Linked DNA regions of Homo sapiens: region 2 is linked to region 1. The links are chromatin loops, found by intact Hi-C in ENCODE. Cell type or tissue: endothelial cell of umbilical vein. All regions are shown on one strand. Links, peaks and the distances in the headings refer to the core of each region. The heading gives the core; the rest is flanking DNA.

Region 1 (5,420 bases), core at 255-5,254:
TGGACAAAGGGTATAGGGTTTCTTCTGGGGGTGATTAAAAAAGCTCTAAATTGATTATGGTAATGGTTGTACAACTCTGTGACACAATATACTAAAAAAATTGAGTTGTACACTTTAAATGAGTGAGTTACATGGTATATGAATCATATTTCAACAAAGCTATTATAAAAAATAACAGAGTAGCTAATAAAGTATATCAGTTCCTAAAAACTGTTACATTGAAGAGTGGCAAGGATAGATTCAGTGGAATCAGTTAGCCAGTTATTACAATAATCCAGGCAGTTTGGATCAGGATGACCCAATGTTTTTGGCCTTGACCAAGCACTTCTATGTGGTCCTGGGGCTAGCAATTCTTGAAGAACCATTACCACTTATTTTCAATTATGTAAATATCATTAGGCATTTGCTAATATATATGAACCTGTGCTACCCTTAGCAGGGTAAGTGAAAATGGGCAAAACACAGTCATTCTCTTCAAGAAGTCCTGTTTTTGGAAAGATAAAGCTCATAATGAAACAAATACACCACAAGGCAGAATGTGATATGTGAATTTATAAATTCACTAGGTGAATGTAAAACTGTTGAGAATTTCAGAAGACACAAATGATTGAGTCCACTCTTATAATCAACACCATCACTATTGTCATAATCATCTCAACATCACCAAGAGTTACTGAGTGTCTAAGCACATGAGCCACTGCTAGGTTGTACACAGAGACAGTTACTGCCTTCCTTGAACCTATACATATCTTCATAATGGAAATATTAAGGAAATGTATCAATAAATACGACATACACAAAAATGCAGTTTTTAGGATGGGGAGTGATTCTGTCAAGAGAAATCACCAATTTCCCTTTTAATTGGAGGAACACCTTCTCAAGACGGCTTTTTTACGGGGTGTTCTCCTACTGCATGGGAATACGTTTTCCAACAGCTGCGACCTCCTAGTGACCACATGAAGTCATTACCCCGATTCATCATCCTGACTTGAGAGCAAGAGGCACAGGAGGCTGGAGTGCAGTTGGCGAGATCACTCCTCATTACAGCATCAACCTCCCATGCTCAAGCGATCCTCCCACCTCAGCCTCCGGAGTAACTGGGACTACAGGCACGCGCCACCACACCCAGCTAATTTTTTTTTTCTTTTGGTAGAAATGGAGGTTTTGCTCTGTTGCCCAGGCTGGTCTCAAACTCAGACTCTTGCCTTCAAGCAATACTCCCACCTCAGCCTCTCAAAGTGCTGGAATTACAAGAGTGAGCCACCGTGCCCAGCTGTCATAAAGTAATACTATATTTCATTTTTATTATTTTTTCTTTTGAGACAGTCTTGCTCTGTCGTCCTGGCTGGAGTGCAGTGGCATGATCTCGGCTCACTGCAACCTCCCACTCCCAGGCTCAAGTGATCCTCCCACCTCAGCCTCCCGAGTAACTGGGACTACAGGCGGGCACCACAACACACTGCTAATTTTATTTTATTTCATTTATTTTTTGGTAGAGACGGAAGTTTTGCTATGTTGCCCAGGCTGGTCTCAAAGTCCTGCCCTCAAGCTTTCTTCCCGCCTCAGCCTCCGAAGGTGCTGGTATTACAGGAGTGAGCCGCAGCGCCCAGCTGTTACCAAGTAATAGTATATTTTATTTATTTATTTATTTATTTATTTTGAGATGGAATCTCGCTCTGTCGCCAGGCTGGAGTGCAGTGGCGCCATCCCGGCTCACTGCAACCTCTGTCTCCCGGGCTCAAGTGATTTTCCTGCCTCAGCCTCCCAAGTAGCTATAGACGCATGCCACCATGTCCCGCTAGTTTTTGCATTTTTAGTAGAGACGGGGTTTCACCTTGTTGGCCAGGATGGTCTCGATCTTTTGATCTCGTGATCCGCCTGCCTCAGCCTCCCAAAGTGCTGGCACTACAGGCGTGAGCTACCGTGCCCAGCTATTTAATTTTTTTTTCTTTTGAGACAAGAGTCTCACTCTGTCGTTCAGGCTGGAGTGCAGTGGCACGATCTCGTCTCACTACAACCTCTGCCTCCTGGACTCAAGTGATTCTCCTGCCTTAGCCTCCCAAGTAGCTACAGACGCATGCCACCATGCCCAGCTAATTTTTGTATTGTTAATAGAGACGGGGTTTCACCATGTTGGCCAGGATGGTCTCGATCTCTTGACCTCGTGATCCGCCTGCCTCAGCCTCCCAAAGTGCTGGGATTACAGGCGTGAGCCACTGCGCCTGGCTATTTAATTCTTTTTCTTTTGAGACAAGAGTCTTACTCTGTCGCCCAGGCTGGAGTGCAGTGGCGCCATCTTGGCTCACTGCAACCTTTGCCTCCCAGTTCAAGCCATCCTCCTGCCGCAGCCACTGCACCCAGCTGTAATGTTTAATACATTCATTCACTGATACACTATCTGCAGGGCAGGATAAACATTTTGTCACCAAGTAACTGTATATTTAAGTTTTTTTTTTCTTTTGAGACAGAGTCTTGCTCTGTCACCCAGGATGGAGTGCAGTGGCACCATCTTGGCTCACTGCAACTCTGCCTCCCAGTTTCAAGCGATTCTTCCGCCTCAGCCTCCCGAGTAGCTGGGACTACAGGCGCGCGCTACCACGCCCGGCTAATTTTTGTCTTTTTAGTAGAGACGGGGTTTCGCCATGGTGGTCAAGCTGGTCTCGAATTCCTGAGCTCAGGTGATCTGCCCGCCCCGGCCTCCCAAAGTGCTGGGATTACAGGCGTGAGCCACCACGGTCAGCCTGAAGTACTTTTTAAAGGTTATTTTTTCAGATGTTCCAGAAAAGTTTGTTGGTTTGACAGGGAGGAAATAAACTAATTAAAGGCTAGTTCCCTCAGCCAGTTTTCCTCCCACATCTCCAGCCTGACACAGGATATACTTCTATATTTATAATATATAATCAATATATAAGGCAAAAAGCTCTCGTCACGACTGACAATACATGTTGTACCTTTAACAAGCCACAAATGGACTGGAAGAAAAGCTATTAGCAGAATGTTCTCCACCTATCGGAAACTGAAAGAAAACAATACAAAAATAAACCAATCAAAATGTAGATGAGGAACAGAGAGAGAGAGAGAGAGAGGCGACCAACCGCCTCAGCCCAACTGTCTCAGAATGACGGAAATGCTTCCACAGAAATGCACCTCAGAACAACTGGTACGAGAGGCGGCCGGATTGACCCCACCATTCTCACCAGCAGGGGGAGATCACGAATCAGCGCTTTTTTTTTTTTTTTTTTTAGTCAGACTTAAAACCACCAGATGGGGCCAGAAGATCAGAGTAAATACCTTTCTACTTTTCTTTTTCTCAGGGAATTTCTCTTCTATCTCCAGACCCTGAAAGAAATAAAAGGCATGCTAATCACCACACACACACACGCGCGCGCCCCGCCACCCCCACCCCCAAGACGATGGAAGTGGCCAGTGCTGCCAAGCACCCCCACCAGTCACGTGGCCTCTGCGCTCCAGCGAGTCATTTATAATTAAAGTGGTAGGCATTTCATAAGGCTGTGCGTGAATTGAGATAATGCATGTAATACACAGTACCAGGCAAATTCTCAGTCCCCACTCCAGACCCGTAGAATGAGAAACTGAAGCCCTCCAGGTGATTCTGATGCACGCCAAAGTGTGACAATTACTGCTCTGGGAAAGAAGCCTGCCCACTCAGATAGCTAACCAAGTTTTTTGGTCATTTTTACAGATCCCATGACGCTGTGATTTCTGAATTATGTTTTCTGCCCTAAAAATTCCAAAACCTTGTGTCTTGAGCCCACCTGTGTGCCCAGTATTGTGGTGGATGCAATGAAAAAGAGATAGATAACCTTCTAGGCTTGCAATGTAGGTAATCTAGGAATAGGAAAAGGTAATTAACTCTACAAGGCCAGATTTAGTAAATGTCAGATGAATTATCCTGACAATAAGCAAATGTTCTAGGAAATCAGGGGAAGGAAATTTCATAATTATAAAAGGGAAGAGCCTGACCAGAAATAGCCACTGCCAAGCCAAGCCCACCCCTCAAAATTAGCCATAAGTCATTTTCTACCGCAAGGTTATGGAACAGAACTTTAGCTGCCTAATTAAGCCCCTGCCTATAAAAGAACCCCTAACATTCCTAAGACTCCACTTATCTTTAGCAGTTGCCCCCTGAAATTTTTTTATGATAATGTTTATAGACTTTAAAAGTCCTTTATTTTCCCCCTCCACTCCTCCAATCACTCATAGGAAAGAAAAAATATGTACAATGCAGACAAAACACAAACACTTGACAGAAGTAATTATACAGTTCCACTGCCAAGATGTTCAAAATGACTAATTTTTCACTTTAGTATGGTTGCATGAAGCTGCTCTAAATGTCATTGTGTACTCTCATGGCAGGAAAACCAAATCAGGAGAAAAAGAAGTGGTGTTCCCAATTATATTGGTCCACAGTAAATGATGTCTGATAATCATTGGCATCACTGCCCATTTTCTAAATGGTCATTGTGTCATCACATAAAAGGTAGGCTAAATCTGAGGCTGGAAGACACCCAGCAAGACTACCAGACAGACAGTGATTTCATGAAGGCTGATGGTTCACTTCATTTAATTTCCTTTTGCCATTATTCATGATAATTATATTATAAACGCAGGTCCCATTTTTATTATCTTCATAGTTTTTTCTAGCCAAATGCAAACCGAGAGTGTATTTAAAGTATTGATTTGCACTCTTATTCACAAGTTTGTGTGAAAGAGAAGAAGTTTGGGTAGAATAAACAAGGTTACAAAATAGATGATGGTGCTTAGAAAAAAAATGATGACCAAGGCTTTTGTGTTTAATATCTCAATATTTGGCTATTAAAGGCAAACCTAAGTGCAGACTATTCACACACCTTCACACACTAATACAATATATTCCTTACTTTGACTATTTGAATATCCCTTATCCCTCACCTGCCCTCCACCCCCTCTACTCAGTACAGACCAATTTGAGAGCCTCGAGAAGAGAAGGAAGAGGCAGTAAATGTACCGTGACCTATGACTGAGCCAGGTCTGCCTTGATTCTTCCCTTACATTTTGCTCATTGGTTTCACATCCAAATGCTGCCCTTACCTGCTCCTGGTTAGCCTCCAGGATGACAGGATTCAGGTGCCCTGGGAGAGTGCTCTAATCATCCATAGTAGTTCTCTCTTTGTCATCTGGGGATTACTAAGACATTTTCCAGGCATGAATCATGGTTGTTCCTTTCCGGGCTGGGAGACACAGAGTTTTTGTTTTTGTTTTTGTTTTGTTTTATTTTTAATCTCTTAGAGATATGATTTCTTGTGCTTGGAGAATAGGTAAACATTTTCTTCCTTTGCTTCATATTCCACAGAGATGAGCCAGACACAGGAGCTCCAACTTTGTCTTTAATCATCAAAAGTTGCCCCTTGACAAAAGGA
Region 2 (5,420 bases), core at 120-5,119, 320 kb after region 1:
TTTTTATTTTTTAAAGCTCAGCTAGAAATGTAAATTTTTGTTCTAGTTGATCTAGTGTTAATCTATGTTTGTAGTGGGAACGAGGCACTAGTTATATCATCTTAGTGTGCTGTGTTGCCAGAAGAAACCATGTTTTATACACACAATTTGGCACCTTTTTATAATTAAGCATTCTTCCTTATCATTTCCATCCTCATAAATATCCACTTCTTTAAGTTCTAAAGAAATTAAGTCTCCCCTCAGGACCATCTAGATTGTGAGTGCACATGAGGCCAGGCCTCTGTAGCAGGCTGGATTACTTTCCAGACACACCACCAGGTCGTTTAAGTATATCATTCCCCTGGGGTCTAAAATTTCTTACCACAGTGAGTTTCAACTTTAAAATAGTTTAGTAGCAGAACCCTTTCTGCAAGTATTACCTGGAACCCCCAAATACCAAACAAATAAGAGGAGAGCTTCTCTGGTTGAAGTGGGGTTGAGAGTTCTGATCTCACCAACTTATTTTCCTTGCTCCCTGCAGTGCTCTCCAAGGTGCTCCCTGGGCCATCTTCATAGACTCCTTGGACTCCAGGAAGGTGAGATAACGAATAGATCAGTGGTTCTCAAAGTGTGGTCCCAGAACTAGGAGTATGGGCATCACCTGGGGATGTGTTAGAAATGCAAATTCTCAAGCCCCCATCCCAGATCTACTGAACCAGAAACTCTGGGGGTGGGACCCAGCAATCTGTGTGTTAATGAGCCCTCTTGGTACATGAGGACCTCTGATGCATATTAAAGTTTGAGAAATTACCAGAATATTGCATTCAGGAGCTACTGGAACAAGGCTGAAGTGTTGCCCAAGATTAACATTTCTTGGGTGCTTAAATTAACCCAAGCTTCTTTGGAAGGTTATTTTCCATCCACCATTTTCTTTTACCTGAGTGATATTACAGACACTCTTGAGACACTTTCTTGTACCTGAGTGAGATTATAGACATTCTCAAGGCAAAGACACAACTTTGCAATGGCCTGAGTCCCTCCGAATTGATTCAATATCAGGAGGCTGAGGTGGGAGGATTGTTTGAGCCCAGGAGGTCGACACTGCATGATTGCACCATTGCACTCCAGCCTGGGTGACAGAGTGAGACCCCATCTCAAAAGAAAATAAATAAATAAAACAAACAAACAAACAAATAAATCACAGGGACGAGTAGGGATTCCTACTCTTAGTTCATTAGACAGAAATAATGAAGTTCCTCCTAATTTTTCTTGACAAAAAGACTTCAGGCTGATCTCATTTCACAGAGGCCAGCCCACTCTCTCCTCTCTGAGAGGGTATTACTTTAAAAAAAAAAAAGACTCGAGGTCTGAAGTTCATAAAATGACTATCGAACAAAAGAAGCCAGACATAAAAGAGTACATGCTGAACAACTGCATTTAGAGAAGGTCTAAAGACAGACAACACTAATCTACAGTGAAAAGAAGTTAAGATAGGTGTCTTTGAGTTCTGGGGAATGTTTTGTTTCTTGATCTGGATGCTGCTTACAGGGATATGTTTACTTTGTAGAAATTCATCAAGTTATAAATGATATGTGCACTTTTCCTGTATATTTGATATACTTCAATATAAGAGTTTAAAAATGGCACTGGGTCTCACCTGCAGAGCAAGTGTGTAATGACACACTGTGGTGAGTGCTGGGCTACATACTTTCAGAGGATCTGGGCCTTCGTTTCTGGGTGTGAAACATACATTTGGAGGAAACACAGGTTTCTGGCACCAGGTCTACTGGATTTGAAAGTAAGAGTTGCGTGGGGGCCACTCTGTTTCTTGATCGGAAAAAGGCCTTTTGGTTGATGGCGTCCCTGATCAGAATTCCCTGTAGACAGTGAATAAGTGAGACAGTTACCAATGTGACCTGCAGGCCAGAGTCAGTTTTAGCATCTGGCTACTCCAAGAAATGGTAAATGGCAGGGTCCTGGATTTCTAATCAAATTATGCCACGAAATTGTGGGAAGAAATGTGTAATGGGTGACAGGGCAGTATCTCATTGTTTGGTACATGGTTCTGAACTCTGTGGGTGGTTAATGCCCCCAGTTGTGAGCACCCATATTTCACCTGTGCCCCTCTGAGTCCAGATCACAAACCTACATACGAACCAAGTCTCCCAGTCCTAACAGTATGTGGATGTAAATGAAGTCTCTGCTAAAGAATTAGCTTAGCTGGGCGCAGTGGCTCACACCTGTAATCCCAGCACTTTGGGAGGCCAAGGCGGGTGGATCACCTGAAGTCAGGAGTTTGAGACCAGCCTGGCCAACATGGCAAAACCCTGTCTCTACTAAAAATACAAAAAATTAGCTGGGTGTGGTGGTGGGCGCCTGTAATCCCAGCTACTCGGTAGGCTGAGGCAGGAGAATTGCTTGAACCTAGGAGGCAGAGGTTGCGGTGAGCTGAGATCACGCCATTGCACTGCACTCCAGCCTGGGCGACAGAGCAAGACTCTGTCTCAAAAAAAAAAAAAAAAAAAGAATTAGCTTAAATTTCACTGGTTCTTGTCCCATCTGCTCATCTAGGAACTCCAGCCCACATGAAAAATAACCCAATTGTGTCTGCAAGTCCCCAGTAGGTTACAAACCAATCCGTTTTCACCATCTCCCATGTTCTTTCTTACTTATTCTGGGCCCCTATCTTTGTGTACTCTGACCATGAAGCTGTTTGAGAACTAGTTACCCCTTCCCTCCCCACCCCTGCCACTGCTGTATTTGTGCTCACCGTGGGAACGTTAGTGAAGGTGCCAAGGGTGCTACTTCCTGATACCCCTAAAGGCCCTAATCGTGGAGGTGCCTGACCATGTGCCAGACATTCTCAAACATGCCTGGATCTCAGTTTGAGCTCAAGGTTAACACATACCTGCTGAATACATGATGCCTTGGGTTCCACGATGGTATGATCTGAAGGCAGGCTCTGGCTGCTGTTACATTCCATTGCTCAATTTGGGGGTTAGTGACTCGTAGGGGCATAGGACTGGCCTTGAATGGCTGCCCTGTTGCTAAGGGACAATGCTGTTTTCCAGATATAGGAGGCATGAGGTTCAATTAGAAAGTGCCCAGCACAGCTGCTCCCCCTGGCGGTCTGTGCCTTCCACCAGCCGAGACAGGGAGGTCAGGTTCAGCATCTCTTGCCATTCATAGCTCTCAGTGAGTTCCTCTTAGAACTATGGTTGAGTGCAGGGTATTTAAAAGGGTTTTCTGTATCAGACAAACCCAAAATGAGGAATGTGCTATTAAAAATGTGAATGTCATACAAGATGAAGAAAGGTTGTGGAAATGTTCCAGATTAAAGGAGGCTAAAGAGAGATGACAACTAAATGCAATACTTCACCCTAAACCAGATCCTGCAATAGAGTGGGAAAATGCTATAAAGGACCTTACTGGGTCACCAGACAAAATTGGAATACAAATCGTAGATTAATGTATTCTATCAATGTTAAATTTTCTGAAGCTCTACTGTAGTGATGTGGGGAATATGCCTATTTTTAGGAAATGCACACTGACATATTTAGGCATGGAGGGCCATGATATATGTAATTAATTTATCTTCATATCGTTCAAAAATACACACCCCCATTTATAAAAGAGTGCACATGTGCAAATGATAATACAAATGAGGTAAAATTTCCCAACAGGTAAATCTGGTATAGAGCATACAGATGCTCTTTATACTATTTTTTATAACTTTTCTGTAAACTTGAAATGATTTCCAAATAAAAATGTTTAAAATTTTTAAAGGTCAGTTTCTGTGCAAGCAGTCAGGATCTGGTGGCACAGGCCTGCCTGGACTCTTCCCCTGGCAGAGATGAAGAATGAGGACATGGCTGTGTTCTTCCAGGTAGGGATACCAGACCCATCCCAAAAGGTAGTCAGACACCCTGCACGAAGTTGCCAAGTGCCATCCAAAGTCACCCATCTCTTGAGCTCCCCCATCCTACAAGACACCAAAAATAACAACTTTTTACATTTTCTCCTGAAAATTATGAGCCCTAGGTGTTAATGAAATCTCGGTTATGAAAGGAAGGTGTATTGGTTCATTAACTCATCCATCCATTCATTCATTCAGTAAATGTTTTGAATACCTACTTACCATGTGACAGGAGCTAAGGGAATGAGAATGCATCCCAAGGTACAAGAGGAGACACAACTCCTGTCCTAAAAAAGCCTATAAGCTAGTTGTGATGCACCCACAGCCACGTAAATAAACATATATTTCCAAATGAGTTGACCATGAAGTAGACTTGGGAAGCAATGGGGAGCCCAGCCTTTTACCAGAGCCAGTGGATCCAAGCCCCATGGATGTGATACGCATTCAATTTCCCTCCAGGATTATCTAGGTAACAATTACTTTTGTACCTGATGCTGATGAGAGAAGGACTCATAGTGCTTACCCCATCCTGGGTTCATCCCATCTGTTTTGGCTTAGCTCTCTGCAGGCTGCTCTGCCCTCTGACAGTATCAGGGAAGGGGCCAACAAGCCACTCTATCAATATCCCTGGGCTGATGGGCCAGTGAACTTTGGAAAACAGTCTTTCTACTGATCTGTGCCTGTGAGTAAACATAGCAACCGAACCCATAATGTTTTTAGAAGACGAAGACCACCAAATTCCCTCGTGTGCAAGCCTGGCAGCCTACTGGCCATGAGAGTCCCATCACTGGGATCTGAATCATGAAAGCAACATGACTGTCCTCCAAAAGGACAGAATAATGACCTTATGGGACAGCTGTGGTCCTTTCCACCCCCAATCCCAGGTGGCACCCACTGTGATGCCCTGCACACAAGGGACAAAAGTGGAGTTCATTGCCTTGGTACTCTAAATAGACAGCATTGGGGAGGGAGTTGTGGAGAATGTGTGTGTGACTGTATGTGACATGATGTGTGTCCCTTCTGTCCAGGGGTCTCAGGCAGGACTGACCCCCACCTCTGATGCATTCTGGGCCTGGTCCAAAGAAGTTTCAGGTTTGGATCCAACAAACGTTTACTGAGTCCCTACAAAGTTCCAAGCCTTTTACTTTATACTTTGACACATTTTTATATCATTTTATCTTTAACAATAACCCTTTAAGGTAGGAATTATCTGCATTTTACAGATGATAAAACAATCGCAAAGAGGTTCATTGATTTGCTCAAGTATATCATACAGCTTTTTTTTTTCTTTTTTTTTTTTTTTTTTTAACACACACACACTATACTCTTAGCTGAGGCCTGTCTGCGTTGGTTGCTTATCTTACAGCATTTCTTGTCTTCTCTACTTTTGGAGCGACGGCTCCCCTTTTACAAGCCCCCTTATTTCCTCTCCTTTCACTAGCCCAGGTGGGCTTTTCTTGTTTTAATACTGCATTTAATAGCACAAAAAATCACGAATACAAAGAAACTGGCAAAGGTGTTTGTC

Evidence for each region. A loop is a pair of places that touch in the nucleus more often than their neighbours do. Peaks named below come from ENCODE experiments on the same cell type or tissue, not always from the same donor. Only the 100,000 strongest peaks of a DNase experiment are listed, where the experiment ranks them.
Region 2: a loop joins it to region 1, with 11 times the contacts of the local background. A loop is called at or near these places in 9 of 110 quality-filtered maps.

Annotation. Positions count from the first base shown.
Region 1 is chrX:50,202,482-50,207,901 of GRCh38, reverse strand. It overlaps CCNB3 (cyclin B3), which reads right to left and starts at 3,137. Exons shown (of 13, transcript NM_033031.3): 1 at 2,952-3,137. In endothelial cell of umbilical vein, for the core only: a CTCF peak has its summit at 3,203 (motif pointing right); a DNase peak (open chromatin) is centred at 3,301; H3K27ac peaks cover 1,785 bases.
Region 2 is chrX:49,882,127-49,887,546 of GRCh38, reverse strand. It overlaps USP27X (ubiquitin specific peptidase 27 X-linked), which reads right to left. Exons shown (of 1, transcript NM_001145073.3): 1 at 4,989-5,420. Among named protein-coding and RNA genes, the nearest start is that of USP27X, 5.4 kb to the right of the region's middle. In endothelial cell of umbilical vein, for the core only: a CTCF peak has its summit at 3,088 (motif pointing left); a DNase peak (open chromatin) is centred at 3,086.